2 separate regions of the Mus musculus genome follow, and region 1 is linked to region 2. The links are chromatin loops, found by intact Hi-C in ENCODE. Cell type or tissue: left cerebral cortex. All regions are shown on one strand. Each heading gives the region's core, and the rest is flanking DNA. Links, peaks and the distances in the headings are about the cores only.

Region 1 (16,763 bases), core at 6,714-11,713, 190 kb after region 2:
CAGGAACTTAGAATCACTTGTGAGTGGAATACATCTGTTCCAAACCAATTGTGACAGGCATATGAGAGCAGGAGCAAGGACACAGGAGCCCTGCCTGACCAGCGGCTCAGGTACCTTGTAATTGGTGCTGGTATACCTTGGTTTCAAACACACCAGAGAGCCCCACAGTCCGCAGAGGAAACACCACTTCAAGGCCCAGTAACATGCCCAGGATCTTAGGATTCCAGGATCCCAGGATAGCAGGAGCTTGGTCAAACCAGGATCTCAGGGTCTGAGAAGGAGCATGACTGCCAAGAACTCTGACACACCCAGAATCTCAGGTTCACAGGAGAGCAGAATCACAGGATCACGAAGAAAGCTGGACTCCGAGGAGTCCTGAATCAACCAGGATTGTAGGAAGGACAGGCTCCATTCAGATATATTGAGGGCAACAAGCACTTGAGATAATATGATGGCAGGTGGCAAGCATAAGAACAAAAGCAACAGAAACCAAGGTTACTTGGCATCATCAGAACCAAACACTCCCAACATAGTAAGTCCTGAGTACACCATCACACCAGAAAAACAAGGTAAGGATCTAAAGTCACTTCTCATGATGATGATGGAGGAATTTAAGAAGGAAATAAATAAACCCCTTAAAGAAATACAGGAGAACACAGGTAAGTAGGTAGAAGCCTTTAAAAAGGAAGCACAAAAATCCCTTAAAGAGTTACAGGAAAACACTATCAAACAGGTGAAAGAATTGAACAAAACTATCCTGGATCTAAAAATGGAAGTAGAAACAATAAAGAAATCAAAAGGGAGAGAATTCTGGAGATAGAAATCCTAGGAAAGAAATCAGCAACCATAGATGTGAGAATCAGCAACAGAATAAAAGAGATGGAAGAGAGAACCTCAGGTGCAGAAGATTACATAGAAAATATGGACACAACAATCAAATAAAATGCAAAATGCAAAAAGATTCTAACTCAAACCATCCGGGAAATCCAGGACAAAATGAGAAGACCAAACCTAAGGATAATAGTTATAGATGAGAATGAAGATTTTCAACTTAAAAGGCCAGTAAATATCTTCAACAAAATTATAGAAGAAAACTTCCCTAACCTAAAAACAGAGATGCCTGTGTACATACAAGAAGCCTACATAACTCCAAATAGACTGGACCAGAAAAGAAATTCCTCCCTACACATAATAATCAGAACAACAAATGCACTAAATAAGGATAGAATATTAAAAGCAGCAAGGGAAAAAGGTCAAGTAAGATATCAAGGCAGACCTATTGAAATTACAACAGACTTTGCACCAGAGACTATGGAAGCCAGAACATCCTGGAAAAATGTTATAGAGACCCTAAGAGAACACAAATGTCAGCCCAGGCTACTATACCCAGAAAAACTCTCAATTATCATAGATGGAAAACCCAAAGTATTCCATGACAAAACCAAATTCACAGAATATCTTTCCATGAATCCAGCCCTTCAAAGGATAATAAGGGGAAAACACCAACACAAGGAGGGAAACTACACCCTAGAAAAAGCAAGAAAGTAATACTTCAACAAACCTAAAAGAAGATAGCTGCAAGAACAGAATCCCAACTCTAACAACAAAAATAACAGGAGTAACAATTACTTTTCCTTAATATCTCTTAATATCAATGGACTCAATTCTCCAATAAAAAGACATAGACTAATAGACTGGCTACACAAACAGGACCCAACTTTTTTTTTTTTTTTCGAGACAGGGTTTCTCTGTATGGCCCTGGCTGTCCTGGAACTCACTTTGTAGACTAGGTTGGCCTCAAACTCAGAAATCCACCTGCCTCTGCCTCCCGAGTGCTGGGATTAAAGGCATGCACCACCACACACAGCTAGGACCCAACATTTTGCTGCATGCAGGAAACCCACCACAGGGACAAAGAGAGACACTACCTCAGAGTAAAAGGCTAGAAAATAATTTTCCAAGGAAATGGCTGGAAGAAAAAAGCTGGAGTAGTCATTCTAATATCAAATAAAATCTACTTCCAATCCAAAATTATCAAAAGGACAAGGAGGGACACTTCATACTGGTCAAAGTTAAAATCTTCCAAGATGAACTCTCAATTCTGAATATCTATACTCAAAATGAAAGGGCATCCACATTCATTAAAGAAACTTTATTAAAGCACAGAGCACACATTGAACCTCACACAATAATAGTGGGAGACTTTAACAACCCACTCTCATCAATGGACAGGTCCTGGAAACAGAAGCTAAACAGAGACACAGTGAAAGAACAGAAGTTCTGAAAGAAATGGATTTAACAGATATCTACAGAACATTTTATCCTAAAACAAAAGGATATACCTTCTTCTCAGCACCTCATGGTACCTTCTCCAAAATTGACCATATAATTGGTCACCAAACAGGCCTCCATAGATACAAAAATATTGAAATTATCCCATGCATCCTATCAGATCACCATGGACTAAGGCTGATCTTCAATAACAACATAAATAATAGAAAGCCAACGGTGACATGGAAGGTGAATAACACTCTACTCCATGATAATGTGGTCAAGGAAGAAATAAAGAAATTAAAGACATTTTATAGTTTAATGAAAATGAAGACACAACATATCCAAACTTATGGGACACAATGAAAGTAATCCTAAGAAGAAAACTCATAGCTCTGAGTGCCACCAAAAAGAAACTAGAGAGAGCACACACTAGCAGCTTAACAGCACACTTAAAGCTCTAGAACCAAACGAAGCAAATTTACCCAAGAGGAGTAGACACCAAGAAATAATCAAACTCAGTTCTGAAATCAACCAAGTAGAAACAAAAAGAACTATTAAAAAAATCAACCAAACAAGCAGCTGTTTCTTTGAGAAAATCAAAAAGATAGATAAACACTTAGCCAGACTAACTAGAGGGCACAGGGACAGCATGCTAATTAACAAAATCAGAAATGAAAAGGGAGACATAACAACAGAACATGAGGAAATCCAGAACATCATCAGATTCTACTACAAAATGCTATACTCAACAAAACTGGAAAGCCTGGATGAACTGGAGAATTTTCTAGACAGATTCCAGGTACCAAAGTTAAATCTGGATCAGATTAATGATCTAAACAGCCCCATATTCCCTAAAGATGTAGAAGCAGTCATTAATAGTCTATCAACCAAAAAAAGCCAAGGACCAGATGGGATTAGTACAGAGTCCTATCAGACCTTCAAAGAAGACCTAATTCCAATTCTCCTCACACTGTTTCACAAAATAGAAACAGAAGGTACTCTACCCAATTCATTCTATGAAGGCACAATTACTCTGTTACCTAAACCACATAAAGATCCAACAAAGGAACAGAACCTCAGACCAATTTTCCTTATGAATATTGATGCAAAAATACTCAATAAAATTCTTGCAAACTGAATCCAAGAACACATCAAAATGATCATCCATCAGGATGAAGTAGGCTTCATCCCTAGGAGGCAGGGATGGTTTAATATATGAAATCCATCAACATAATCCACTATAAAAAACAAACTCAAAGGGAAAAACACCCGACATGATCATCTTGTTAGATGCTGAGAAAGCATTTGACAAAAACCATCACCCATTCAATATAAAAGTCTTGGAAAAATCAGGAATTCAAGGCCCATATGTAAACATCTTAAAAGCAATATACAGCAAACCAGTAGCCAACATCAAACTAAATGGAGAAAAACTTGAAGCAATCCTACTAAAATCAGGGACTAGACAAGGCTGCCCATTTTCTCCCAACCTATTCAGTATAGTACTTAAAGTCCTAGCTAGAGAATTAGACAACATAAGGAGATCAAAGGGATACAAATTGGAAAGGAAGAAGTCAAAATATCACTATTTGCAGATGATATGATAGTATATATAAGTGACCCTAAAAATTATACCAGAGAACTCCTAAACCTGATAATCAGCTTCAGTGCAATAGCTGGATTGAAAAATAACTCAAACAAATCAGTGGCTTTTCTCTACAGAAAGGGTAAAACGGCTGAGAAAGAAATTAGGGAAACAACATCCTTTACAATAGTCACAAATACTATAAAATACCCTGGTGTGACTCTAACTAAGGAAGTGAAAGATCTGTATGACAAGAACTTCAAGTCTCTGAAGAAAGAAATTGAAGAAGATCTCGGAATATGGGAAGATCTCCCATGCTCATGGATTGGCAGGATTAATATAGTCAAAATTGTTATCCTGCAGAAAGCAATCTACAGATTCAATGCAATCCACATCAAAATTATAACTCAATTCTTCACTGAGTTAGAAAGGGCAGTTTGCAAATTCATCTGGAATAACCAAAATCCTATGATAGCAAAAACTACTCTCAACAATAAAAGAACCTCTGGCAGAATCACCATGCCTGACCTCAAGCTGTACTACAGAGCAATTTTGATAAAAAAACAAAAACAAAAACAACAACAGCAAAAAAAAAAAACAAAAAACAAAAAAAAAAAACAAAACCTGCATATTACCAGTACAGCGACAGACAGGTAGATCAATGGAATAGGTCTAAAGACCCAGAAATGAACCCACATACTCTTGTCACTTGATCTTTGACAACGGATCTAAAACCATTCAATGGAAAATAAGAGTGCATTTTCAACAAATAATTCTGGCACAATTGGTGCTTATCATGTAGAAGAATACGAATTGATCTGTTCTCATCTCCTTGTACCAAGCTCAAATCAAAGTGGATCAAGGAACTCCCCATAAAACCAGAGACACTGAAACTTATAGAGGAGAAAGTGGGGGAAAGCCTTGAATATATGGGCTCAGGGGAAAGATTCCTGAATAGAACAGCAATGGCTTGTGCTGTAAGATCAAGAATTGACAAATGGGACCTCATAAAATTGCAAAGCTTATGTAAGGCAAAAGACACTGTCAATAAGACAAAAAGGCCAGCAACAGATTGGGAAAGGATCTTTATCTATCCTAAGTCTGATAGGGGACTGATATACAATACATATAAAGAACTCAATAAGTTGAACTCCAGAAAATCAAATAACTCTATTAAAAATGGGGTACAGAACTACCACATTCAAAGAGTTCTTAACTGAGGGCTACCGAATGGCTGAGAAGCATCTGAAAAAAATATTCAGCATCCTAATCATCAGGGAAATGAAAATCAAAACAAACCTGAGATTCCACTTCACACCAGTCAGAATGGCTAAGAACAAAAATTCAGGTGACAGCAGATGCTGGAGAGGATATGGAGAAAGAGGAACACTCCTCCCTTGTTGGTGGGATTGCAAGCTGTTACAACCACTCTGAAAATCAGTTTGGTGGTTTCTCAGAAAATTAGACATAGTACTACTGGAAGATATAGCATTACCTCTCCTTGGCTTATACCTAGAAGATGTTCCAACTTGTAAGAAGGACACATGCTCCACTATTTTCATAGCAGCCTTATTCATAATAGCCAGAAGCTGGAAAGAACCCAGATGTCCCTCAACAGAGGAATGGATACAGAAAATGTGGTACATTTACACAATGGAGTACTACTCAGCTACTAAAAACAATGAATTTATGAAATTCTTAGGCAAATAGAGGTATCTGGAGGATATCATCCTGAGTGAGGTAACCCAATCACAAAAGAACACACATGATATATACTCACTGATAAGTGGATATTAGCCCAGAAACTTAGAATACACAAGATACAATTTGCAAAACACATGAAACTCAAGAAGAAGGAAGACCAAAGTGTGGATACATCATTCCTTCTTAAAATGGGGAACAAAATACCCATGGAAGTATTTACAGAGACAAAGTTCGAGGGCAGAGCCTGAGGGAAAGACCATCCAGAGACTGCCCCATTTGGGGATCCATCCCATAAACAACCACCAAACCCAGACACTAGGCAGATGCCAACAAGAGCTTACTGACTGGAGCCTGATAGAGCTGTCTCCTGTGAGGCTCTACCAGTGCCTAGCAAATACAGAAGTGGATGCTCACAGTCATCCATTGTAGGGAGCACAAGGTCCCCAATGAAGGAGCCAGAGAAAGTACCCAGGGAACTGAAGAGGTCTGAAGCCCCATAGTAGGGACATCAATATGAACTAAGGAGAACCCCCAGAGCACCTTGGAAGTATACCACCGATCAAAGAAAACACGTGGCTCTAGCTATATATGTAGCAGAGGATGGCCTAGTCGGTCATCAGTGGGTTGAGAGGACCTTGGTTTTGTGAAGGCTCTATGCCCCAGTATAGGGGAATGCCAGGACCATTATTGGGAGTGGGTGGTTTGGGGAACAGGGGAAGATGGGAGGGGAAAGGGGATTTTCAGAGGGGAAATTAGGAAAGGGGATAACATTTGAAATGTAAATAAAGAAAATATCTTAAATAAATAAATAAATAAATTAATTAATTTTAAAAAATGCCAGTTGGGTTCAGCAGATGAGGGATGAGGCAGAAAACTATGTTGCTGTTTCCTTGCCTGTTTTCTCTAATGTATTTGCTCCATCTTTCTATTTAATCCTTCCATTAATGGGAACATATCTTTAAATTTCTGAATCCTCTCTTGAAATGACTCAAACATGTGGTTATCATTGAGCTATAATACTTGTGAGGCAGGTAAAAAATATCTCTCTTTGGAAATATACAGTTCAGAAACAAATGAGCCATGGATATATTCAGAGCTTTTCTGGTTTAGTTTTTGCAGTCTTTCATCATGTGCTAAAACAGACATCAGTGCTAAGTACAGAGCTGGTAAAGGACCATTACAAATCCAGGGACTGTGTACTGCTCCATCCAGAATATAAAACATCTGTAACACACCTCTAAGAGCATTGTTTGGATTGCTGACACAATTATATGCCTGGTTTATCATTAAATAAAAATACAATACACACAACAAGCTAACTACCTCAAGGAATCAGAAGAAGCTTAACAAACCAAGAAGTATTTTTAACTTCACTTGCCTAGTTCTGCAAATACACAGGTTGGAAGAGCAGAACTACAGAGTACTGTGGTGGATAAAACAAAGAACTCCAGTGGTGAATGACAGTCTAGGCTCCATGACCAGTGAGGCATGGCCTAGGGCAAAGCTCCAAAGCTAGCCTGGTCTTGCTTTCCTCAGCAACTTAATGAAGGTGCAGTGTTACAGAAGCACACAATAACCCACAGGGACTGAGAGCACCCATTTTATAACCAACATATGAGAATCATTCTTGATATGTGCTACATTGTCATTAACAACTGAGTCTTTCACACAGCATAGATCTTCAAACACTGACAGAGAAGAAAGTGAATTCTTTGGAATAGAGTGGTTAGGTAAAGGGAAAGAAATAGACAGGGTAAAGAGACCATGCTTCACTAAAGCAGAAAGTCAATCAACATGATGGATAAGTGCAGAGAACCAAGCAAGGTACATTTGCTACATGTCTGAGTAGAATCACTTGCTATAAACTGACCAGCTTAAATAACACTCACATCATACCTCACTTTCATCATCAACCAGTCAGAATCCAGATCATGACAGCCTCAGAGTTCTTCACACATGTGCACTCAAACCTTGCTCATGGCTAGATTTCATCTGAAGGCTCTGGATGGTAACTTCTGTACACATGAGATTAGTGCTGGGGTTCAGTCGCCTAGGACAAGGTGGCTTTATGTCCTTGCTGGCTTTAGCTGGAGGCTTCTCTCAGTTCCTTTCCAGAAAGAACTTCCCAACATGGCATCTTTTAAAAAGCCAGCAAACCTGAAGTTTCATTTTTGGAAACCCATTGTGAAAGCTATGGGTTTTCTCAATACAATACTGATGCATTTAACTGACTAGAAACTGGTATTCCCTAGGTGTCAGACTGACTTTCAGGTCTTAATCTCCATGCTGAGTTCAGCATAGTATTGTTTACCCTACAGTAAGTAGGAAGTATGTAACTTGTCCTTTTAGGGAATCCATGGCTAGGTTCGTCTAGAGTCATAGAGAAGACATGAACTTTTGAGGAACAGTAGAATAATTAAGGCTTCAACCCCTCCCCTTCCCGAATACTGACTCTAAACACATTTGCCTTATAAGGTGGGCATGGATTTTAGAAGGTTAGGGTCAAATGCTATAGATTATTTGGACTGTTTCTCCAGAGTCTGGTATATTACAGGTTTCGTTCCCAGCTTGGTGCTCCTTAGAGGCACTAAGAGGCTGGAATAGTGAGGTCTCTAAGAGTGTGGACATTGATGAGAATTGTGGGACTTCAGCTGAACTTATTTTTTTCAAGTCCAGTGACAAAGTGATTGCCATTGTTCTGCCACAGGCCCCTACCATGATGTGCTGCTTGATCAAAGGTCCAAAAGTCCCAGAGTCAACAAACCATGGGTGGAAACTGCCCAAATTATCAGATCAAATAAACCTCTCCTTTTTATAAGTTGATTGTTTCAGGTATTTTGATGTAGTAATGGAAAGAAAACTGATAGTAAGGTTGTTTTCCTGTCTTTACTTTTGGGACCCAGAGGGGATTTATTTTCACAAGGTCACCTAGCTAGTAGATGCCAGATGTGTCTCAAAGTGTGGAACTTTAGCACCATTTCAGCCTGCTTTACTACCTCCTGTTACAGAAGGAAAATAGAATAAAAAATGAAGTGGCTTTCAGTGAAATCTGGATGTTTTAGAATGCCTGATGCCTTAGAAGTATGACAAAAGTTGTTCTAAGTAGTGAACAGAGGAGTAGAAAATTATAACATTGTTCATAAGGAAAACAGATTTTCAAGAAAATCAAATAAAAAGTATACCTTGAGATAAAAAATGCAGTTAGTAAGTGGATGAATAATTACTAAAAAACAAACTGGGATAATTCATGGAAAGAAACAGTAAAAATGATTGGTGTTTCAGATGGAGAACTCTAGAGTTGGAGAGATGTACCCACAGCTATGGAAAGATTGAGAATCCAAGAACCATCTCAGTGAGCTTCAACTCTGAATCCCAGAACAATCTACATCCACAAGCCCAAGGAAGCCAGAAAAGGGTATTGGATCCCCTAAAACTGAAGTTACAGACAGCTCTGAGCCACACGTGGATGCTGGAAACTAAAGGCAGGTTCTCTACAAGAGCAGGGGGAGCTACTAGTTGACGAGCCATCTTTCCAGCCCCTGTAACTGGTTGTAAAACACAAGGAAGTTCAGGAAACTTTGGATTCACTAGGTTGTGATGAAATCCATCTCTCCCCCCTTTATTTCTTAAGGATCCATGGGTGATTTTAAGGTTCTAGCTGTAGGTGGCTGTAAGCCTTGCTGCTTCATAGACCAGAAGCAAGTCCTGTGGACTGTGCAGAAACATAGTTCAGAAAACCTGGGGAGGGTGAAGAGAAAGAATTACAAAAACACAGCAAGGATTCTATTTCTGTCAAGCTGCCCTACATACACATTCATTATAAAATATGCAAAGATGTATGTCCAAGAATAATCACCGAAACAGTGTTTGCAAGAGAAAGCATTCTTCACAGATGGAGGACAGATGTAACGACGATGTCATCCTTATTACTGCCACACAATAGAGAACTTAAAATAATTAAGATCTGACTGATCTGTACCTGCGAAAACACCCTTAAGAAAAACTGTCAAATGATAACACATTTCAGAGAGCAGCCTGATGGCTTGCTGTCTGCCAAAAAGAATGTTTGGATGCACAGTCAATGAACAACTTAAGGCTATATTGGAGTAGGTTGTTGGAGGACTGAAGAGTCAATGAGGGAGAACTGGATGTCTACTCTTAAAATTTCATGCTTTAGTAGTTTTTATTTTGCAATGAGGATCTATCACCTTTAAATAAAGTACTTTTTAAATGCATGAAAGGGTCTGGGGAGATGGCTAGGCAAGGAAAGTGCCTATAACTGTCAGGAACTGAGTTCAGTCCCTGGCATCTATTAGAAGCTAGGAGTGGCATTGTATGCCTATCATCCTGGCGCTTAAGAGGCAGAGGCAGCTGAGCCCTGAGGGTTTCTGGATCAGTCTCGTGAAATCAGCAGGGGTCAGTGAGAGACTAGGTCCCAAAGAATAAGATGGAGAGCTGTAGAAGAAAACATCTGATATTCACCTTTAGCTACTGCACAGGTACACACATGTGCACATGCAAGCATCACCACAGTGCATACGTCCATGCACACTCACAAACAGGCAGACATACACAGACATACACAGACAGACACAGACACATAGACACACAGACACACACAGACACACACACAGACACAGACACACACACAGACACACACACAGACACACACACACACACACACACACATGAATGGATTTCCAGTTGCTTCATTGTTTTATTATGGTCTCTATGAATATCTGGCTCTTAAAATTACTTATAGATGGTATTTTCTAAGGATTTAGGGTCAGAGAACAAAACAGTGAAGTATCAAGTTTAATAGCTATAAAGAAACATTTGGTGCTGGGACTAAGATAGACAAAATGACTTCAGAGAAGCTAGGACATCTTAAAAACCACAGACCATGAGATTCATGCAAAATTCTGCATCTTTGTCATCATCTATCAAGGAATCCCCCTCCACAGAAGACCTGCTTACTGGCAACTTCTCCTTAAACTTCTGTAGCTTTCCTTGCCATGTGCCCTCACTTCTCAGTTCTGTCGCTCCTATACTCCACTGCCTCTGCCCTCTCAGAGTCTCAGGCTTGGATCTGACGAATATACCATGTCTTAGATCCTAACATTATCTAGAAAGTCCAATCACTGAAATCTCTTTCTCTCCTGTTGCTCCAATTCTTCATGCCCTTTTTGGAACTGCCCTATGATTAATTAAATCAAGATAGTCAAACCCTTGATATATTTCTTTTTATTTTAACTTTTTTAATTAGGTATTTTCCTCATTTACATTTCAAATGCTATCCCAAAATTCCCCCAGAACCCCCCCCCCACTCCCCTATCCAACTACTCCCACTTCTTGGCCCTGGCATTACCCTGTACTCAGGCAGATAAAGTTTTCTAGACCAAGGGGCCTCTCTTCCCAATGATAGCCAACTAGACCAACTTCTTATACATATGCAGCTAGAAACATGAGCTCAGGGGGTACTGAATAGTTCATATTGTTGTTCCACCTATAGGGTTGCCGACCCCTTTAGCTCCTTGGGTACTTTCTCTAGCTCCTCCATTGGGGGCTCTTTGTTCCATCCAATAGTTGACTGTGAGCATTGACTTCTGTGTTTGCCAGGCCCCGGCATACCTCACAAGAGACAGCTATATCAGTGTCCTTTCAGCAAAATCTTGTTGGTGTATGCAATGGTGTCAGCATTTGGAGGCTGATTATGGGATGGATCCCAGGGTATGGCAATCTTTAGATGGTCCATCCTTTTGTCTCAGCTCCAAACTTTGTCTCTGTAACTCCTTCTATAGGTGTTTTGTTTCCAATTCTAAGAAGGGGCAAAGTGTCCACACTTTGGTCTTTGTTATTCTTGAGTTTCGTGTGTTTTGCAAATTGTATCTTGTATCTTGGGTATGCTAAGTTTCTGGGCTAATATGCACTTATCAGTGAGTAACTATCATGTGAGTTCCTTTGTGATTGGGTTACCTCACTCAGGATGATGCCCTCCAGGTCCATCCATTTGCATAGGAATTTCATAAATTCATTCTTTTTAATAGCTGAGTAGTACTCCATTGTGTAAATGTACCACATTTTCTGTATCCATTCCTCTGTTGAGGAACATCTGGGTTCTTTCCAGCTTCAGGCTATTATAAATAAGGCTGCTATGAAAATAGTGGAGCATGTGTCCTTCTTACCAGTTGGAGCATCTTCTGGATATATGCCCAGGAGAGGTATTGCAGGATCCTCCGGTAGTACTATGTCCAATTTTCTGAATAACTAGCAGACTGATTTCCAGAGTGGTTGTAAAGCTTGCAATCCCACCAACAATGGAGGAGTGTTCCTCTTTCTCTACATCCTTGCCAGTATCTGCTGTCACCTGAATTTTTTATCTTAGCAATTCTGGCTGGTGTGAGGTAGAATCTCAGGGTTGTTTTGATTTGCATTTCCCTGATGATTAGGATGCTGAATATTTTTTTCAGGTGCTTCTCAGCCATTAGGTATTCCTCAGGTGAGAATTCTTTGTTTAGCTCTGAACGCCATTTTTTAATTAGGTTATTTGATTTTTCTGGAGTCCATCTTCTTGATTTCTTTATATATAATGGATATTAGTCCTCTATCTGAATTAGGACGCGTAAAGATCCTTTCCCAATCTGTTGGTGGCCTTTTTGTTTTATTGACTGAGTGTTTTGCCTTACAGAAGCTTTGTAATTTTATGAGGTCCCATTTGTACATTCTTGATCTTACAGAACAAATTATTGCTGTTCTATTCAGGAATTTTTCCCCTGTGCCCATATCTTTGAGGCTTTTCCCCACTTTCTCCTCTATAAGTTTCAGTGTCTCTGGTTTTATGTGGAGTTCCCTGATCCACTTAGATTTGATCTTAGTACAAGGAGATAGAAATGGATCAATTTGCATTCTACTACATGATAAGCACCAGTTGTGGCAGCACCATTTGTTGAAAATACTGTCTTTTTTCCACTGGATGGTTTTTGCTCCCTTGTCAAAGACAAGTGACCATAGGTGTATGGCTTCATTTCTGGGTCTTCAATTCTATTCCATTGGTCTGCTTGTCTGTCTCTATACCAGTACCATGCAGTTTTTATCACAATTGCTCTGTAGTACAGTTTTAGGTCAGGCATGGTGATTCCACCATAGGTTCTTTTATCATTGAAAAGAGTTTTTGTTATACTAGGTTTTTTATTATTCCAGATGAATTTTCAAATTGCCTTTACTAATTCCTTGAAGAATTGAGTTGGAGTTTTGATGGGGATTGCATTTAATCTGTAGATTGCTTTTGGCAAGATAGCCATTTTTACTATATTGATCCTGCCAATCCATGAGCATGGGAGATCTTTCCATCTTCTGAGATCTTCTTTAATTTCTTTCTTCAGAGACTTGAAGTTCTTATCATTCAGATCTTTCACTTCCTTAGTTAGAGTCAAGCCAAGGCATTTTATAATATTTGTGACTATTGAGAAGGGTATTGTTTCCCTAATTTCTTTCTCAGCCTGTTTATCCTTTGTGCAGAGGAAGGCCATTGACTTGTTTGAGTTAATTTTATATCCAGCTACTTCACTGAAGCTGTTTATCAGGTTTAGAAGTTCTCTGGTGGAATTTTTAGGGTCACTTATATATACTATCATATCATCTGCAAAAAGTGATATTTTGACTTCTTCCTTTCCAATTTGTATCCCCTTGATTCCTTTTGTTGTCGAATTTCTCTGGCTAGGACTTCAAGTACTATGTTGAGTAGGTAGAGAGAAAGTGGTCAGCCTTGTCTAGTCCCTGATTTTACTGGGATTGCTTCCAGCTTCTCACCATTTACTTTGATGTTGGCTACTGGTTTGCTCTAGATTGCTTTTATCATGTTTAGATATGGGCATGGAATTCCTGATCTTTCCAAGACTTTTATCATGAATGGGTGTTGGATTTTGTCAAATGATTTCTCTGCATCTAACGACATCATCATGTGGTTTTTGTCTTTGAGTTTTTTTATATACTGGATTATGTTGATGGATTTCCATATATTAAGCCATCCCTGCATCCCTGGAATGAAACCTACTTGTTCAGGATAGATGATTGTTTTAATGTGTTTTTGGATCCCTTTAGCTAGAATTTTATTGAGTAATTTTGCATCGATATTCATAAGGGAAATTGGTCTGAAGTTCTCTATCTTTGTCAGGTCTTTCTGTGGTTTAGGTTGTCAGAGTAACTGTGGCTTCATAGAATCAATTGGGTAGAGTACATTCTGCTTCTATTTTGTGGAATAGTTTGTGAAGAACTGGAATTAGATCTTCTTTGAAGGACTGATAGAACTCTGCACTAAACCCATCTGGTCCTGGGCTTTTTTTGGTTGGGATACTATTAACTACTGCTTCTATTTTTTTTAATATATATGGGACTGTTTAGATCATTAATCTGATCCTGATTTTACTTTGGTACCTGATATCTGTCTAGAAATTTGTCCATTTCTTCCAGGTTCTCCAGTTTTGTTGAGTATAGCCTTTTGTAGAAGGATCTGATGGTGTTTTGGATTTCTTCAGGATCTGTTGTTATGTCTCACTTTTCATTTCTGATTTTGTTAATTATGATGCTGTCCTTTTTTCCTCTAGTGAGTCTGGCTAAGCGTTTATCTGTCTTGTTGATTTTCTCAAAGAACCAGCTCCTAGTTTGGTTGATTCTTTGAATAGTTCTTCTTTCTAGTTGGTTGATTTTGCCCGTGAGTTTGATTATTTCCTGCCATGTACTTCTCTTGGGTGAATTTGCTTCCTTTTGTTCTAGAGCTTTTAGATGTGTTGTCAAGCTGCTAGTGTGTTCTCTCTCTAGTTTCTTTTTGGAGGCACTCAGAGCTATGAGTTTTCCTCTTAGAAATGTTTTCATTGTGTCCCATTAGTTTGGGTATGTTGTGGCTTCATTTTCATTAAACTCTAAAAACTCTTTAATTTCTTTATTCCTTCTTTGATCAAGGTATCATAGAGGAGAGTGTTGTTCAGTTTCCAAATGAATGTTGGCTTTCTATTATTTATGTTGTTATTGAAGATCAGCCTTAGTCCATGGTGATCTGATAGGATGCATGAGACAATTTCAATACTTTTGTATCTGTTAAGGCCCATTTTGTGACCAATTATATGGTCCATTTTTTAGAAGGTACCATGAGGTGCTGAGAAGAAGATATATTCTTTTGTTTTAGGATAAACTGTTCTGTAGATATCTGTTAAATCTATTTGTTTCATAACTTCTGTTAGTTTCACTCTGTCCCTGTTTAGTTTCTGTTTTCATGATTTGTCCATTGTTGAAAGTGGTGTGTTGAAGTCTACCACTATTATTGTGTGAGGTGCATTGTGTGCTTTGAGCTTTAATAAAGTTTCTTTAATGAATGTGGCTGCCCTTGCATTTGGATATTCAGAATTGAGAGTTCATAGATATTCAGAATTGATATTCAGAATTGAGAGTTCCTCTTGGAAGATTTTACCTTTGCTAAGTATGAAGTGCCCCTCCTTGTCTTTTTGATAGCTTTGGGTTGGAAGTCGATTTTTCTCGAAATTAGAATGGTTACTCCAGCTTGTTTATTCAGACCATTTGCTTGGAAAATTGTTTTCTAGCCTTTCACTCTGAGGTAGTATCTATCTTTTTCCCTGAGATGGGTTTCTTTTAAGCAGAAAAATGTTGGGTCCTGTTTGTGTAGCCAGTCTGTTAGTCTATGTCTTTTATTGGGGAATTGAGTCCATTGATATTAAGAGATATTAAGGAAAAGTAATTTATGCTTCCTATTATTTATGTTGTTAGAGTTGGAATTCTGTTCTTGTGGCTGTCTTCTTTTGGGTTTGTTAAAGGATTACTTTCTTGCTTTTTCTAGGATATAGTTTCCATCCTTGCATTTTTTTTCTGTTATTATCCTTTGAAGGCCTGGATTCATGGAAAGATAATGTGTGAATTTGGTTTTGTCATGGAATACTTTGGTTTCTCAATCTATGGTAATTGAGAGTTTGGCCGGCTATAGTAGCCTGGGCTGGCATTTGTGTTCTCTTAGTGTCTGTATAACATCTGCCCAAGATCTTCTGGCTTTCATAGTCTCTGGTGAAAAGTCTGGTGTACTTCTAATAGGCCTGCCTTTATATGTTACTTGACCTTTTTCCCTTACTGCTTTTAATATTCTACCTTTATTTAGTGCATTTGTTGTTCTGATTATTATGTGTCAGGAGGAATTCCTTTTCTGGTCCAGTCTATTTGGAGTTCTGTAGGCTTCTTGTATGTTCACGGGCATCTCTTTAGGTTTGGGAAGTTTTCTTCTATAATTTTGTTGAAGATATTTGCTGGTCCTTTAAGTTGAAAATCTTCATTCTCATCTACTCCTATTATCCGTAGGTTTGGTCTTCTCATTGTGTCCTGGATTTTCTAAATGTTTTGACTTAGGATCTTTTTGCATTTTGCATTTTGTTTGATTTTTGTGCCCATGTTCTCTATGGAATCTTCTGCACCTGAGATCTCTTGTTGCTGATGCTAGCATCTATGGTTCCAGATTTCTTTCCTAGGGTTTCTATCTCCAGTGTTGCTTCACTTTGGGTTTTCTTTATTGTGTCTACTTCCCTTTTTAGGTCTTGTATAGTTTTGTTCAATTCGATCACCTGTTTGCTTGTGTTTTCCTGTTTTTCTTTAAGGACTTCTACCTGTTTGGTTGTGTTTTCCTGTTTTTCTTTAAGGACTTGTACCTCTTAATAGTGTTCTCCTGTATTTCTTTAAGTGAATTATTAATGTCCTTCTTGATGTCCTCTACCATCATCATGAGATATGCTTTTAACTCTGGATCTAGCTTTTTGGGTGTGTTGGGGTATTCAGTACTGGCTGAGGTGGGAGTGCTGGGTTCTGATGATGGTGAGTGGTTTTGATTTCTGTTAGTAAGATTTTTACATTTGCCTTTAGCCATCTGGTAATCTCTGGAGTTAGTTGTTATAGTTGTCTCTGGTTAGAGCTTGTTCCTTCCGTGATTCTGTTAGCCTCTATCAGCAGACCTGGGAGACTAGCTCTCTCCTGAGTTTCAGTGGTCAGAGTACTCTCTGCAGGCAAGCTCTCCTCTTGCAGGGAAGGTGCACAGATATCTGGCATTCAGACCTGCCTCCTGGCAGAAGATGAAGGCCCGAAACAGGGCCTGTCCCAGCAGCTGTGTAGCTTCTATAGTAGGCACTCTCACCTACACAGTCTAGTCTCTGAG
Region 2 (16,763 bases), core at 6,295-11,294:
ACTGTAATGTAAACAGTTGTTATATGTTATTTCTTTTTAGGAAATAGCATTAAGAAATCGATCTGTCCACATCCTGCACAGGTGTGTCACACGGTACAACCTGTTCTTCTTGGATACTTGTTTTCTTGTGATTGGTTGAATCTAGGAAATACAGGAACCAGGGGATTCAGAGGTAGGGTATTCTTTGTTATTTCTTGTTCTTTTTAAGCAGTTTGAAAAACAACCCTTGAAACTGATGAATGCTTAAGACAGAGGAGCAAACACAATACTCTGGAAGACCTGGGATGATTGTTGATTTTATGTATACAACATTTCTCTTATTTGAAGGCTAGAGAGATGCCTCAGTGGCTAAGAACATGGCAGCTCTTGGAGAGGACTCCGTTCAATTCCCAGCAGCCACATGGGGGCTCACAATCACTGTAACTCCAGTTCCAAGAGATCTGATGTCTTTTTGTAGTCTTCACAGGCCCTCCATGAATACCGCACAAAGACACACCTAAAGACAACCACAAACACACAAATATGTAAGTAAATAAGTAAATAAGTCTTCAAAGAGGCTTCCTTTTTACTTGACTTAGTTTTACATTTTTCTTTTTATTGAAAATACATCCATTTCTCATATGATATACCATGAGAAAAGAAAAATCATATCAAAGTTGGACAAGCAAACCCAACAGAAGTAAAATTTCCCAAGTGCAGGAATGAGAGTCAGAGACCCACCTATTCCTACACTCAGGAGTCCCATAAAAATACTAAGCTGAAAGCTACAATATATATGCAGAGGACCTGGTGCAGACCAGTGCAGGGCCTGTGCCTGCTGCTTCAGACTCTGTGAGTTCCTATGAGCCTGCTTCATTGATTCAGAGGAACTTGTTCTCCATCCCTATACTCTGCAGATCCTCTTACATAGTGTTCCTGAGCTTGGGGGAGAGAGATTTGATGGAGACATGCCATTTAGAGCTGTGCATTCCAAGAACTCTCTTTCTTTCTGCATAATGTCTGATGATGTGTCTTGTTTTTTCCTGTCTCTTGCAGAAGGAAGCTTCTTCTTTTTTTAAAAAAAATATTTTTTATTAGGTATTTTCCTCATTTATGTTTCCAATGCTATCCCAAAAGTCTCCCATACCCTCCCTCTTACTCCTCTACCCACCCACTCCCACTTTTTGGCCCTGGCGTTCCCCTGTACTGGGGCATATAAAGTTTGCAAGTCCAATGGGCCTCTCTTTCCAGTGATCTAGGCCATCTTTTGATACATACGCAGCTAGAGTCAAGAGCTCTGGGGTACTGGTTAGTTCATAATGTTGTTCCATCTATAGGGTTGTGGATCCCTTTAGCGTTATGATGACTGAATACGGCACTGCTCTGTGAGTATATGGGAATATTCTTAGGAGTCATTTTATTAATAGTTTTTCTTTAGACCAATAGTGTTTGGTTTTACCCTAGGTCTCTGGTCTATCTAGTCTCTGGCTCTTGGTCAGCCACGCAGTGTTGGGTATGGATTCCATCTTGTGGACTGGGCCATAAGTCAGTCAGACATTGTTTGGCTCTTCCCACAAGTCTGTACCACTGTTACTCTAGCCCATCTATAAGGCAGAACAGGTTGTAGGTCAAAGGTTTCGTATCTGGGTTGGTGTTCATGTTTCTCCTTTGGTAGCCTGCAGAGTACCTTCTTGCACCAAAGACACTGACTAGAATGTGGGGGTGAAGCTCCATGTAGGCACTAGCTCAACTTCTCCACATTCAATGTTCAATGAGTTCTGTATGTGCTGTCCTCAGTAATGAGGCCTCAGTGTCAGTTTTCAGAGAGCAACTCATTATCTTAACAACAGTCTAGTTTGTTTGGAGATTTCCCCTGCCCCTCCCCCCCAAAAAAATCAATTGAATACTACTGGAAACCTCATGTGGTGACAAGAGTTAGACAGTTGGGACTCTGCATTCCTCATTATTAGGAGATCTTATTAGGACTGCCTTCAAATGTTTTAGGAAATTTACATTGCATTAGGTTTCCATATTGTCTCTCAGATGCCCCTCAATAGCATCTGTCTCTCCCTGAATCCTCTCCCGAAACCCAGTCTTTCCTCCCTGTCCACATCTGATCATCCCTTTCTGTCCCCACCTGCCCCAGTCCACCTCCAACATCTATTCTATTTCTCAACACTAGGACGAGCCATAGAAGGAACTCAAATGGCTGGGAACTACTTAAAGAAATGTTCAACATTCTTAGCCATTATGAAAATGTAATCTACTCTTCAAAATCAAATGTCCTTCAAGATTTTATCTTACACCTGTCAGAATGGCTAAGCTCAATAACACAAGTGACATGCAGTTAAGGATGCAGAATAAGGGGAACAATCTTCCTTTGCTGGTGGGAATGCAAATGTGTACAGCCACTATCAAAGTCAATAGGGTGATTCTTCAGAAAATTGGGAATTGATCTACCTCAAGATCCAAGTATACTACTCTTAAGCATATACCAAAAGGACTCTTCAACCTACCACAGAATGCTTGATCAACCATGTTCATTATAACTTTCTTCATAAGAGCCGAAAATTGGAAACCATCTAGATGTCCCTCAACAGGAGAATGGATAAAGAAAATGTGAATCATCTAACTATGGAGCATAACTCAGATCTTTAAAAAAGACAACAGAAAATTTGCAGACAAATGAATGGAACTAAAAAAAAAAAAAAAAAAAAAAAAAAAAAAAAAAAAACATCCTAAGCAAGGTAACCCAGATCCAGAAAGATGGCATGTACTCACTTATATGTGGATATTAGCCATTAAATAAATGATAACCAACTTACAATTTATAGACCCAGAGAGATTAGATATAGAGGAAGGGACTTAGTCTTTTAAAAGTTGCTTTTGATTTAATTTATATATATTTTTTTCTTATCATTTGTTTGTGAAACAGGGACATAGTGTGTAGCTCTGGCTGTCCTGGAATTCTCTACGTAGTCCAGGCTGGTCTTGTACTCACAAAGATCCTCCTGCACCTGCTTACCAAGTGCTGGAATTTAAGGCATGTGTCTCCATGCCTGGCTTGATTTTTAAATTGTCAACAAAGAAAGTAAACATTTATGTTGATTAATCTTGAATTTCTCTTTTTAAATGAATGAAGTATGGAGTTAAATGTCGATACTAATTTTTAAAATCCACCAGTTGGCAGTGTGATGAGTGAATGCACATTACCCATCAAATTTATATATTGAGTTCTCAATCTTGACTGCTTCAGAAAGTAACTTAATTTGAAAACAGGTTTGTCCTGTTAGGTTCCCCCCTCCTCAACTTGACACATGCTAGAGTTATCGGAAAATCTCACCTAGGAAATTATCTCTGTGGGGCAATGGGCTATGCAAAGACAATCTGGTCTCCAGTCGAGCTGAGGTGTGGAACCCTGGTACCCGATGGTGATAATACCCGCCTACATGGGACAGAACGAGTTCCCTCATGTCTACTGGATTCAAGGCTCCTGTCAAAGTTACCGCCCTCCACAGCCCCCACAGGAGAAGCTGTGGCTCGTAGTCACATAGACTTCAGACCTTCAGGCTAGACTCCTCCCAGTTACCTAGCAACACCAAGATAACAGCCCACCATAAGAGGGGCTGTTTGGCCCCACCTCACTCTCTCCTCGTTTTCTCTTACTCTCTCTCCCTCTCACTCTCTTTTTCTTACTCTCTAGCCTTTCTTCTCTCTCTCTTTTTCCCCCTTCTTTCTTCTTGGCCATGGTTCCATTCCTACAGATTTTAACTCCAGCTCCCAGCAGAGGTGCCTACTAACTATTCTGGACTGGTAATAGTAAATAAGCAGAAACTAAAAGATAATGTGTATGCTACACATACACACAGAGAGACATACACACAGCTGTGCATGCACTTACACACACACAGACACAGACACACAGGAGCCCACACACATACATAAATGTGAACACACAGACACAGATACACACATGCGTATGCCCAGACACACACACACACACACACACACACACACACACACACACACACGCACACCACACACAAACACATACACACACAAATATAGGTGATCAGTAATTAGCCTTAGCTAACATATTTTACAGTAGAAGTAATTGTTGTAAGATATTTTAAAAATCATTTACTGAAGTCTGGACCTGGGCCTGGGGTCTTGAGCTCTTAGTATTATTATCTGATTGATCTTCCACATATAATTAATTATAATTAATATGTAGATGATAGTTGTTAATGAAACAGGTTATTGATTCTCTCAGGCTACTTATTTTTACAGTAGTCAGAATCTTCTGGAAGCTGAGCTTCATCCATTGTATTATATTAATTATAAGAGCTGTAGAAGATGTGACAGAATTTGGAATGCATGACTATGGGGCCCTTCAGTGCTCTGAGCACTGGGGTATTCTTAAGGGACCATATGTGCTACTCTCTGAAATTAGGGCACAGCCCTAATATGTGGGAGGTGTGACAATGGCTCTGATATGATGTCTATATCTTAATTCTAGAGCCTGTGGAAACTTATTTTTCGTGGTAAAGGGAATTTTGCAGAGTGAGTTAGTATAAGGAACTTGAGAGGGATTCAGTCCTGGTCATTTGGGTAGGGCTAGTATGGTCAGAAGCATCCCTATAAGAGGAAGAGAGGGGCAGAAGTGCTAGTGTGAGAAGATGTGACAGGTGACGGAGGCAGTGAATAGAATGATGAGACTGTGAACCAATGAATACAGCCAGCTAGGTGGCCTCAACATCTTCCCCAGTGACTCCAGAAGGAATTCAGTGCTATGAACAATTTGACTCAACCCCATAAAGAAATGTAAGACAAACTTGTATCATTTTATATGATTCTGTAACCGATACCTATATCTCAAATTGTGGACTTCTAAACTCAGAGTTAGGCCAGAGCCCAAAACCTCAGGCATCCTCTGCAATCAGCCGTGGACCCTGAGCCCACTTAGCCTAACTCATGTGCTCTGCAAGGGGCTTTTACTTTCCATTTGGGGAATGAGTGTAAGGAGCATGAGATTAATGTGATCTAATTGTCTGATCTTTCATGTCATCTAATTAATCAAACCAGAGCAGACTGGCCTGTGATCTACTTGATCTGATTATGAGACTTAATTGATTGATTAATTTAGAAAACTAATTCATAATGATCCACTAATGGCTTCCACAGTGCACAAATGAATTGCCTCATTAGGAAAATATTTTCTAAGCCTTTTCCTTTTCTTTCCTCTTTCAAAACTTTGGGTTGGAAGTTTAGAAAAAGACAGCCAGAAATCTTGCTGTTTTGATTTTGGGTACTGGAGAATGGAAAGTAACCTTTCAACTTAGTGTTGGGAAGATGCAGTCAGGAGAGGAAAGACGATCGAGTTCCCACTGGTTAGCAGCGGAGCAAACAGCTGAGTCAGGATGACCAGGCCCGAGCTCTGTGAGTTCTGAAGATTCCTATTTGAAGTGTCTCCTGGGATAGAAGTGTATAAGCATTGTGTGCATGAGTTGATGGGCTGTGCATATGCAGCAAGCATTCTGCCTGAAGTGGCCTGACACATAGGGGTCTGCCTAAGTAAGTGCTGTAAGACCATGACTGCCTGTTCTGGGATGCTTATCCTATCCTGGGACACCAGTTGCTGACCTCTGAGCATGTGGCTGAAGATGACTCAGTGTCTGATGCAGAGAATGCAGGCAGCACATGCTAATGAGGTGGTAGTAATGGTGCTGGTCCCATAAGTCAATGAAGCAAAGGCTTCCTGACTGATGTCATGTGGTTCACTGACAGCCCTTTCTTCTCCCTTTTCTTTTCTCTTTCTTTGTTATCATTTTCTTTCACTATTTCCTTATCTCTTTCAAGAAAATTGTTAACTTTCAAAGTATTTCAGGTTTAGGTGTTGGGGTGATGGGGCAGACCTGTAATTCTAGTACTTGGAAAGCTAAGGAAGGAGGATCCTGAGTTCTAGGCCAGACTGGGTCTAGAGTGAGACTGTCACAAACAAACAAACAAACAAACAAAAATGTATTTTAGATTTAAAATATGCCAAGTACCCATGATCCTCAGAGGATCTTTACAATAAAGGGTTTTCAACAAAGTTTTCTTGGAGTTAGTCACAAGGCTAGACTGTCTGAAATGAAACTTTGCAAAGGCCTTCCTAGATTGTTCTTGGTGTATAAATGGAATTTCAGGAAATTCTATTCCCTAATGTAACCTTCCTTAAATGTATCTGTGATGTAAGAGTATCAGCCATCACAATATGTAGGCCCTGGCTTCCAATGGCATACCACCATGATGCTGCCCAATTGCTTCAATCCAGTTCATCAGAGACATAGTTATCTCACCTATTTCTAGAATGACCAGCTTTCCAGAAGTCTCTCCCTGGTGTCTGTAGGCCAGCCTGGCTGCCCAGGTTATGGCTTTCTCAGTACAGTCTTCACAGACCTTACAGAATTAAAAAGATTCAAGGATCACAGCATCTTTGTAAAACCCTAGTCCATGTGTCTGCATGACTCTTTTTAGAATCTATCTGCAATAGATAAATGGTACTGGTTTGGTCAGCAACTCAGTCACTGAGATAAGTAATTGCTGTAGATATAGAGAAAGCTGTACTGGAAATGTGAATGATTTGTATTCAGTAGTGATTATAACTAGTTTACCAAGCATTTTCTTTTCACTATGTTCAAAACCTTTACAAGTAAAGCCAGACCCCAGTGTCTATGTGCTCTGCATCTATGAATCTACTCAAATATTAAACAAAATTTAAATAAAATTGCATTTCTAGTTTGTATGTGCAGATTTCTTATCACTATTCCCTAAACAATATTGTAGTGTATCTACTTATGTGGCATTTCCATTATATTGACTATTATAAGCAGTTGTGGAGGTGATTTAAAGCCTGTGTGTAAATGTTCACATCTTATATTCAAATACAATGCCATCTATGTAAGGTACTTGGGCACCCATGCATTTGCATATCATAGGAGGATCATGGGAGAATCTCTCACAGATAACGAGGGACACTGTATCAACTTACATGATGAGGAAACTGAAACTTGAGGGTTGGTGACCTGCCTCCTGCTTCTTAGAGATGTGAGTGATAAGCCTGGAATTAAGTACACAACCAGAGAGATCCTAAGAACACATACTCCCAACAGTCCAAAACATGGAAACCCACACAAATGACTCTATTAGATACCTATTTCTGTTTAACTGAGACTCCCGGAATGTGCTGGCTTGAGATGACAATTTATTTTCTGTGGATTGAGGTTCCAGCTGTAGCTCAGCCGGAGCCTCTGGCTTTTGTTCCCTCATTAGAGAGAAGTGAAGCCACCAGCAGAAAAACTGGGTCATCCTGAGGCAAAACTGGGATCAGAGCCTCTCTTCAATTCTTGTCATGTGGGTACTATCATAGCTGCCTGACTGTCCTCATGGAGTGGCAGTCAGGGATTCTAGTGACAGGGTATTGGGAGACACAAAATTTAAAACCCACTTTTTAGTTGCACCTCATTGTAAAAGTGGCATCCCATCATTGTTGCTGTATTTTTGTCTTCTGAAGCAAACTGGTGAGGCCAGGCTGTGTTGAAGGAAGAGGGGGATTCACTGAGAGTGCCGAAGAGGCTGCCTGTCTCAGAACGTTTGGAAATTGGAAAAATCAAAATGTGCAACAGAGGTAAGCTTCAAGTCTAAATTGTCAGAGCCATTTCCCCCACATTTACCTGTGGAAATGCTTGTTTTGTTTCATGAATGAAAATAAGCTTAAGTTTACACCTTTATTAAAACCTAGAGAAAGAACTGCCTTTGCTCGGGTGTCTTTAAATGCCCCTACTGTGTTGGGGAATTGCTCCACTAGTTGTGACAAGGACCCCTTCTTCCTGAAGATGAAGCAATAACAAAGGGCATTGCTCTCTCTCTCTAGTCTCTCCCAAGCGGTCCATCTTTCTGGCAGCTGCTGCCCCTTACAGTTCAGCAGCCCCTCACGCCCCTGCCATTTTCCACAGTGCAACACTGAAGCTAGGTCAGGCTGCTCTTTCATTAAAATTCCCCACAAATACAGCACTGTCGATTCCAAAACGGTTTTCCAGGCCTGGTCAGTCAGTAAGAAAGCCCGAAGAGCCTTGGAGGTTGCCATGGCAACCGCCAACCCAGAAAGGCAAGGAGGACAAGCAGGCTAAATTGGCTGCCTGGGGAAGCGGGCGGGGGTGTCCAGTTTTGGAGCCAGGAGCCAGACTGGGATGCTTCCTGCATACAGAATAGCCTGGAGGAACAGGGAAGTGGGTGTCTTTGAAAGCAGGTCAGAGGGGGAAGCCAGAAGGGACCAGTGTCTGCAGCTAGTCCATGCGTTCCCAGGGTATTAGAATCAGGGCTGGCTCTCTGTGCTCCAACCTCCGCCACCCCACCTCAACCGCCATATCTTCGGCATGTGCCATTCATGTAACACCTCATATAAGCAATTCCTCCCAACAAGGACACGAAACAGGAGATGGTGTAAGTGGCATGCACTCCGCTTTCCTCTGAGAAGAGAAGAGCGGTGTTTTCTAGAGTCCACTGCTCCACTGTCTTGCGCTTTCTCTCTTTGCCGCTCCCTCCACTCTTCCATCCCTCACCCTCCCACCCCTCCTCACCCCCTGCCTTTGCTCTTTCTCCATTTAATGTAATCTAAATAATTTTTCTTTCTTAAAAGATGTCTGCTGCCACCTGCTGGAAAATCTTATTCTTTGCAGATAAAATTGCAAACAACTGAGCTGAGAAAACAAGATACTGTAGAAAGTACCTACAGCATTTTGCTCCAACTCATTAGCTACTAAATACAAGGTTATTTGTTGTGTTCTGTTTCCACTCCTAGGCCCTCAGTGTTTTGGTGATGTCTTCAGACCTCCTGGAGATAGAGAGATCCTAAAATCCATGCGTCGGGTCGGTGGGCGGGTGGGGGGGGGGGGAAGATGCAGATGCCTCCTTGTCTTTCAGAATCTCCCAAATTGACTGAACATTACTCTTGCGTCCTCACGTTCTAACAGCCTCTCCCCCATCTCCTTCATCCACATTTTGTTCTGTCAAGGAAGGTCATTACAACCCACATTTATTTTATAAAGAATGCCAATTTGTTTCGCCTCTTGTTGGAATAGAGTCTTTTTACAGTCACTTAAAAATAGAAATCCAATATTATAATTTTGATATGCCAACTTCACAACCTAATCACTACATTTAGAACTAAAAGTTCCTCCAACTGTCACCTAAGGAAAAGGTCACCATACAAAGTGGCAAATTTCAAAAGAAAAATAGCCCACTACCGAACAGTTTTTATGTGCATACAAACCTCAGGTCATGTATTGTACACGACACCAAACTCCGATAGCTTTGAATGGTTTATTTCACATGAATTTCCTTCGCCTAATAAAACAGGTATTCCTTGCTAGCTGAGGGGGGTAGAGGGGGGTGGGAATTGGGGGAGTAAGAATGAGGGGGTAGAGGGGAAGGACAGCTTTTAACGCTGCAGCATGATGATTTAGATTTAGCCTTGTTCACCCACAATCTTTGCTCCAAGAACTATCTGGGTGCTTGCTGAGATCCATGACAGAGCCATGTTATCCTAGAACATGGTCTAGTTCAGTACTACGGTGAGAACAGTCCAAGAAATCCACAGATCCAGGGAGGATGAGGAAGTTCAAGATGAGATTTTTTTTTGTGTGAGTATTGGATGCTGCAAGAATTCCAGATTTTTTTTTTTCTCTTGCTTGGATCTGTTCCTTTGGATTCGATCAGTTGGTTGCTCACCAATAACTGGGACTCCTTAGAGACGCCTATGGTAGAGTACCAAGTGTCCTTCAAATCCAGCCCCCAGCAATATTTCCCAGAGGTGAAGCTTTGTGACCTTCAGGAAGTGTCAGGTATCATTTTAAAATGTGGGCCATCAGATGAGGGTTGCCCCTGCTGCCAACCTGAGGTTGGCACCAGCTAGAACCTTGGGTCATTCCATGCTACTGTTTTTTTGTTTGCTTGTTTGTTTGTTTTGAAGGTCTGTGGTTGGGACTCAGATTGGTTTTCTAATCCCTTCCCATGATGATCTGAAAAGTAGTCTCAATGGGAGGAAGCCTCCACATATATCAAGCCAGTCCATATCTCTGAGATTGCTTCTTCATACTAATGAAGGGATTTGTTTCCACCAGTGTCTCCATGCTGTTTGACTTACTTCACTATTGCATGGCAAACCACATGCTACCTCGGTGGCATGAGTCAGTAACAATACACAGTGTCTCACCAGTAGCTCTTCCTTTCCCGTGATTGGCTGGAGTTATGGAATGTCTAGGAGGTTCAAAATGACCTAACTGAGTGAGAGACCTGCTGGCTGCTGGCTGGGAGCTTAGCTGGGCTGGGTTGACAGGGTCTACCACTCCATTCAGGGAGACATTGTCATGCCTCTGTAGGGCTTCCTCTCAACAGGGAAGAAGGGAATGAAAAGAAAATGGCAGGATCAGGTAGCTACTACACATGTGCATTTATCCCAAGTCCTTTGTGTTTTCCTCAGGTCTACATGATGAGAACTGAAACATTAAAGCTGGATTAACTGAACACAACTTTTTTGATTGTAGTGGGTGGAGATGATAGAGCCCTGAGATTTAAATAATCTAGGTGATATTTCAAATCAGGACACCTTGTTTATTTACTTGTTTATTTCTGAATGCTATATACTGTCAGAGATGTGAAAGATCCACAATGTGAGGACTTCCCCATGTTCTGACTCAGGAGAGGCGACACCCCAAATCACTCACGAGAAATGGTCTTGATGCAAATTGCAAGAGGTTTATTCAGGAAAGATCAGTACACTGGGGACGACTCGTATCCCGCAAAGGGGTAGAGGAGTCGACCACGAACCCAAGGGGTCAGGAAAACAAAGGACGAGACACACAGACAAACAAGACCAGTGCACTGGGGATGACTTGTATCCCACGCAGGGGTAGAGGAGTCCACAATAAGCTCAAGGGGTAAGAGGCTTATATAGACACACAAACCACAAACACCCGGCATTGGGCAATAAAGGCAAAACTGCAAACACCTGGCAAAAAACACAAACACCTGACATCCTGGAACAATGGTGCTATTTTGGACACAGGTCTAGGGGCTTAAATAATCTTTTACTCTCTGTCAGGATCTTTTAGATGAAGCACATGAAACAACTGAGTCCATGACTCAGGAAGAAGCAAAGCCTTCTCTGGCATTGCTCCAATGGGAGTTCAAGTCTTATGGGAGTACGACTTCGGTGAATAGATTTGAAAATCTTATTTTGTTCCTGTGTAGTATTTGGCCCTTGATCTAAGCCTCTCAGTTCTCTGAAATTATGTCTGCTGCTGAACACATCATAGCTGGTGTTGTAGTATATAGCCCTGACACACACAAGCAGAGGGTTTTCATTAACTCTGTCCTTGCTTAGCCTAGTCTTGGTAATTGTTTTCTTCATGATCTATCAAAGGCAAAGCTGAAGAATTTAGAATCTGTACGTGTCTTCTTAGAGAAGGGGAGGATAAATCAAACGTTTTGGCTTCTTCAGTTCAGTGACTATCATCCTACATAATTCATGAAATACAGTAAGGGAGTAAGAAAGTCCCATAGAGCCTTTGTTGATTGGGCATTTCTCATGCCTCACCTCCCACCGCAGTTTATACAGTATAGGCTATAAGTTCACAGGATGAGATATCAGCTTGCTTTGTGTCACTATAACAAAATACCTGAGAGAATTAAGTTATAGAGAAAAGGTTTATTGTGGATCTTGGTTTTGGAAGCTTAGTCTAAGATCAAGTGTTGACACTGTTTTGAGTCTCTGACTGAAGAGGCACATCACAACAGGGCAAGGGGCTTGTCATGTGAACCAGGGAAAAAAGGGCAACTCAGGATTTCATGCAATGCTTGCTGAGGGCATCCCACCAATGTTTTTTAGAACTGCTAGTAAATTCTGCCTCCTAAGACTGCCACCTTCCAATTGCACCATGCTGTGAACAAAGCTTTTCACACATAGACTTACGGGAAAACCATACGAAGACCCTAGCAAGTGGCATTAAGCCCCATCTACCCTATTCTATTGCCTCTTGGGATGAAGAACAAGTATACAAATATGCAAAGAACAAAAGGCTGAACTACATGTAGATAAGATCACCATAATTTAAATTTGACAAAACAATGGACATAGGTGGGCTTGCCTAAATTTAAAGCCCAGGACATTTGTAAGAAAGACAATATCCTTTGGAACATTGGGGAGTAAACCTGTGTGGCTGAGGACCAGCCTTGGGGGAGGGGAAAGTCTCAGTCAACCATAGCAGCTCTGCATTTCTGGAGCCCCTTTCCACTTGCAACAGCCAGCCTGCCATTGTGAACACCAAACCTAGGCCAAGGCTGGATTCTATCTGGCTGGAGCCTGCTTTGCTACACCTGTGTCTTATCTTGGGCAGTGTCTCTGGGTGGAGGTGTTTGACCACTCCAGCTCTATTACCCACTAGGTATAGATGATTGTTACTGTTTGACACAGGCACTGAACCAGTCTCTAGGCCTCACCTAGGAAGATGAACTTTGACTTAGGAGCTCACCTGTCTTAGCTTACTTTTCATATGGCTCCACTGCCCCACTTGCCCAATATCTTAGGTCTACTATTGCTGTGATGAAATCTATGGCCAGAAGCAACATGACAAGGAAATGATTTAACTGTATTTCGCATTCACATCATGTCTCATCAGTGAAGGAAGTCAGGACAGGAACTCAACCAGGACAGGAACTTGGAGGCAGGGGCTGATGTAGAGGTCATTGAGAGATGCTGCTTACTGGCTTGCTTTTCATGGCTTGCTCAGTCCACTTACTCCTAGAACCCAGGACCACCTGCCTAGGGTCGTACCACCCACAGTGGGCTGGGCCCTCCCCCTCAATCACTAATTAAGAAAGTGCCCTGATCTTATGGAGGCATTTTGTCTATTGAGGTTCCTCCCTCTGAAATCACTCTAACCTGTGTCAAGTTGACTTAAACTAGTCACTACACTGAAGTGGAAATTTCTGGTTTCTTTGGAAAGTTAGTTATGTCAAATGGTATTATGCTGGGGCACACAGGTAAAAGATGTCTTACTAAAGCAGACACATGAAAGGACACAGGATGAAGGAGTATAAATATGACTCCATAGAGAGTGGGAGATGAGCACTGAGCATTGGTTTGATTTGTTCCACCTCGCTATTCTTTGCTAATGACACACAAGTATTGGTTGGCTTTACATAGCACTGTTGAACTCAACTTGTGATAGCACAGACAATAAGAGAAATTTGCCCAAAACTTCTTGTGAGGATCCTGCAGCAGCCTGCTGCTTCAGTGGTCTTATCTCAGGCTAGTTAGCAAGCCTAGTGGTTTCCTCAGGATTGAACTACAGTTGCTTGTCCATGTCTGGTGTTTGCCTGCCAAGAAAACTGGACTGTAGCTGTTGGTTCATTCCTGGTGTCTGCTTTCCAAAGGGACTAGAGTATAGTTGCCAGTTCCTGTATGTGTCTGTTTGCCTAGAGGACTGGTCTGCAGCTGCTGAGTTATATTTAGTGTTTGCTATGGGGCAAACTGCTAAGAAACATTGAACTCACCCCCAAAGAACTATTGCTGAGCAGGTCTACTTACCTCATATCCTTCCACTCCCTCTGCTATGTAGTGGGCTAGAGGAGAGGTTGAAGGTAGATTGCAAACAAATTATGCCTGCACTACTCTAGGTTTTCTTTAAACACAATCTATAGAAAAACAAACTCACATTTATTTATATTTATTTAAGAATTTATTTCTAGGTTCCAAGTCTATTTGCTTCAGAGAAACCTGACCTCAGGCAGCAGCCATCCAGAGTGTCTGGGAGGCAAGTCCCTAACAAGATGGGTGAGGCAGGTTATCACAGCTCAGGGACTCTAATGAGCTTTTCAGATATTTTCATCTCTTACCCAGGGCCAATATTTTGACTCTGTGAGTACCAAACCATTTTCTCGATGTAATTCCTTGTGGGTTAAAATGGTGTCCTGCATCTGGTCAGCCACAGGGCTAGGGCTGCTCGTGGAGGTGGGACATGGGAATTTTGACTACTCGTTCCCCATGCTGGGACGCTGCTCAGGTGATGGGGAAGCACAGCCTGAGGTCCCCAGGGAACTGCCAGAGTTCTGCTCATGGGTCCCCAGGCTGCATGGTGGCCAGGGATGGCAGGTTCTCAGGCTCTTGGACACCACAGATGCAGCTGGATACTGCGGAAGAGCTGAGGATGGAGTGTGGGTCAACGAGCAGGCTCTAGTCTGGGGCTGAAGAGAAAAGATGGAGGAGGAGAGCCCCAGACAGGGACGAACAAGTCCTTGTTTTGCTCCAGTGGGTGGCTTGGCTTGGTGGAGATCATGGATGATAGCGTGGGATATTAGATGAGGCTCTTTAGAGGAAAACCTGTTCCATTGTGCCCCACAGCAGTCTGAATAAGACAAGGCTGCCCATGGTTTTAAGGCATTCATTGTCATGGTGGAGAGTTGTGGTGAGTGAAACTGTACCCCACTTTCTCAGGGTGGGCCTGAGGCTAAATACTTTTTGCAGGGAGGAATGTCTGGGAAGGAGAGCTTAATTGCCTATGCAGTCAGTCCAGGCCTTTAGCTGCCTCATTAAAATGGAGGTCTGTCTTGAAGCTAAGAGATCTGTGGTCATCCTCCTCCTGTGGAGGGGCTTGGGGCATTGCCCGACATAATTGATGGCCACAGAATTATGGAGAGCTGAGGCTTCTTATCAGGAGCCTGGTGTCTAGGAGTATGGCAAACGTCTTCCCTTCCTTGCCAAGTTATCTGCTGGGTCTCTGGGGTTTAAGCCTAGCTCAACGAGAAAGCAGGCTGCCTTTCACGGTCCTATAATTCCTCTTTTCATGAGCTTTCCTACAGGGAGAAAAGGCAAAAATAAATAATTCAAGTTCATTTTAGTAGACTTTTCCACTAACTTTACTTTTGGAGTTCTGTATATTCATAGAACCAGTGTCTCTGATTCTATGAATATATCTGTTCCTAAGAGACAGAGTATCCCTGAGTCCATGACACACACATGTGCACACACACACACACAAAGGAACACACATGTCAATACACGCTTGCATGCACAACTACACAGATTTATGCACATACAGGCAGATGTGTGCAATTATGTACACAAACCCATGTACACAAGCACATATGTGTGCTCATACAGACACTCCAGGAAAGAGGCATCATATGCTATGATTTGTTTGTTTGTTTGTTTGTTTTGTTTATTGTTTGTTTGTTTTTGGTGTTTTTGAGACAGGGTTTCTCTGTGTAGCCCCGGCTGTCCTGGAAGTCACTCTGAAGACCAGGATGGCCTCGAACTTAGAAATCCGCCTGCCTCTGCCTCCCGAGTGCTGGGATTAAAGGCGTGTGCCACCACTGCCATATGCCATGTTTTGATGGGTATCTATGGCTGGCCCATTGTTTGCTATGTAGCTCAGGTTGGTTGGAACTCATGATGTCCTCTCTCCTCTTCCAAAGAGATGGAATTATAGCATTAAAGTCTGACAGGCTGGGGCAGTTTAGAAGTGCACCAGGTGTTACAGGAGAGGCCTAGTTTAAAGCCCCTTCATAGCTTCTCTCCAGAGGCATCCTCGTCCTTACCACTACTTTGAAAGACCATCTCCTCCAAATCTCATGTTGAAATTTAATTTTCATGTAACATGATTAAAATGTAGACATTTAAGAGATAATTGGACCAGGAGGGCCTGATGCTCATGGATGGGACTGATCTTTATAAAATAGTTGGGGTTTTGTCTTCTCTTCCCATCTCTCATTTATTGCTTTCAGCCATTCAGTGAGGAGTAGCCAGGCCTCTGTTGGAGGGTGACTTGACCTTGGACTCCTCAGCCTCTAGAACTGTGAGCTAACAAATTCCTTTTCATCATAAAGGACCCAGCTGTGGCCAGTTCTTGCAGTCTCCACTTCCATACGCATATTTGGAGGTCTGGATTATACATTAGTTTCTGGGTCTTCAACAAAGTATCTCCAGGAAAGATGCATCATGTTTCATATGCTCAGGTCTGAGACAGTTTTGCCATTTGCGTATTTGGAAGAGAAACAAGGCTCCCTTCTTCTGACTACATAAAAATTTAGAACCTGAACATGGAGGTGGAGAGTCTTTAGCATAGTTAGCTTCTCGACGACAACAACAGGCAGATTCCCAGCGAAATATTTGTTTCTGTGATCTCGGGCTTTTTCATAGGAAGTTTAGTTGAAGAATGAAGGAATCTCACATTCTAATTGATGAGTTTATTTTGAAATCTTGAGTGTGATGGATTATAATGATTACCATCTGTTTATCATTATAGTCACAGATTGTGAACACAACATCATCACATTAGCATAGTTTCCAGATCACATTTTACTTTGTAAAAATCTTTCCTGAGCTGGTTCTGGTGGTGCAGGTCTGTAATCTTGGATGCATGGGAGGCTGAGATCACAAGTTCAAGGCTAGCCTGAGCCATTTAACAAGACCCTGTCTCCAAAGCACACGGGAAAGAAAGAGATTGGGCTAATTTTTAAGAGCTCACCAATACTGTTTTGATTCAATTTTTCTACTTCTGGACAGAAGTTACAAAATCACAGGTTGTATTTATTCCCCTGGTGGATATTTGCTACGTCACAGGACATTCAAATGATGTCACCCTATGATCCTGAGTACTCTACCAACTGTAGGCACAGAAGGAATAAGCTAGTTTCAACTACCCTGAGCAAGAGGATTAAGGTAAATATTTGGCTTGACATTT

What was found. Peaks named below come from ENCODE experiments on the same cell type or tissue, not always from the same donor. Only the 100,000 strongest peaks of a DNase experiment are listed, where the experiment ranks them.
Region 1: a loop joins it to region 2, with 4 times the contacts of the local background. A loop is called at or near these places in 2 of 42 quality-filtered maps.

Annotation. Positions count from the first base shown.
Region 1 is chr2:21,720,956-21,737,718 of GRCm38, reverse strand. The region is part of intron 5 of Gpr158 (G protein-coupled receptor 158); the gene reads right to left. Among named protein-coding and RNA genes, the nearest start is that of Gm39766, 87 kb to the left of the region's middle. In left cerebral cortex, for the core only: no CTCF peak of the experiment used is centred there; a DNase peak (open chromatin) is centred at 9,449; H3K27ac peaks cover 2,369 bases.
Region 2 is chr2:21,909,846-21,926,608 of GRCm38, reverse strand. Gm39767 (a long non-coding RNA gene) reads left to right here. Exons shown (of 6, transcript XR_866004.1): 3 at 41-172; 4 at 7,535-7,648. Among named protein-coding and RNA genes, the nearest start is that of Gm39767, 46 kb to the left of the region's middle. In left cerebral cortex, for the core only: a CTCF peak has its summit at 8,691 (motif pointing left); DNase peaks (open chromatin) are centred at 7,436, 8,173 and 8,651; H3K4me3 peaks cover 595 bases; H3K27ac peaks cover 2,865 bases.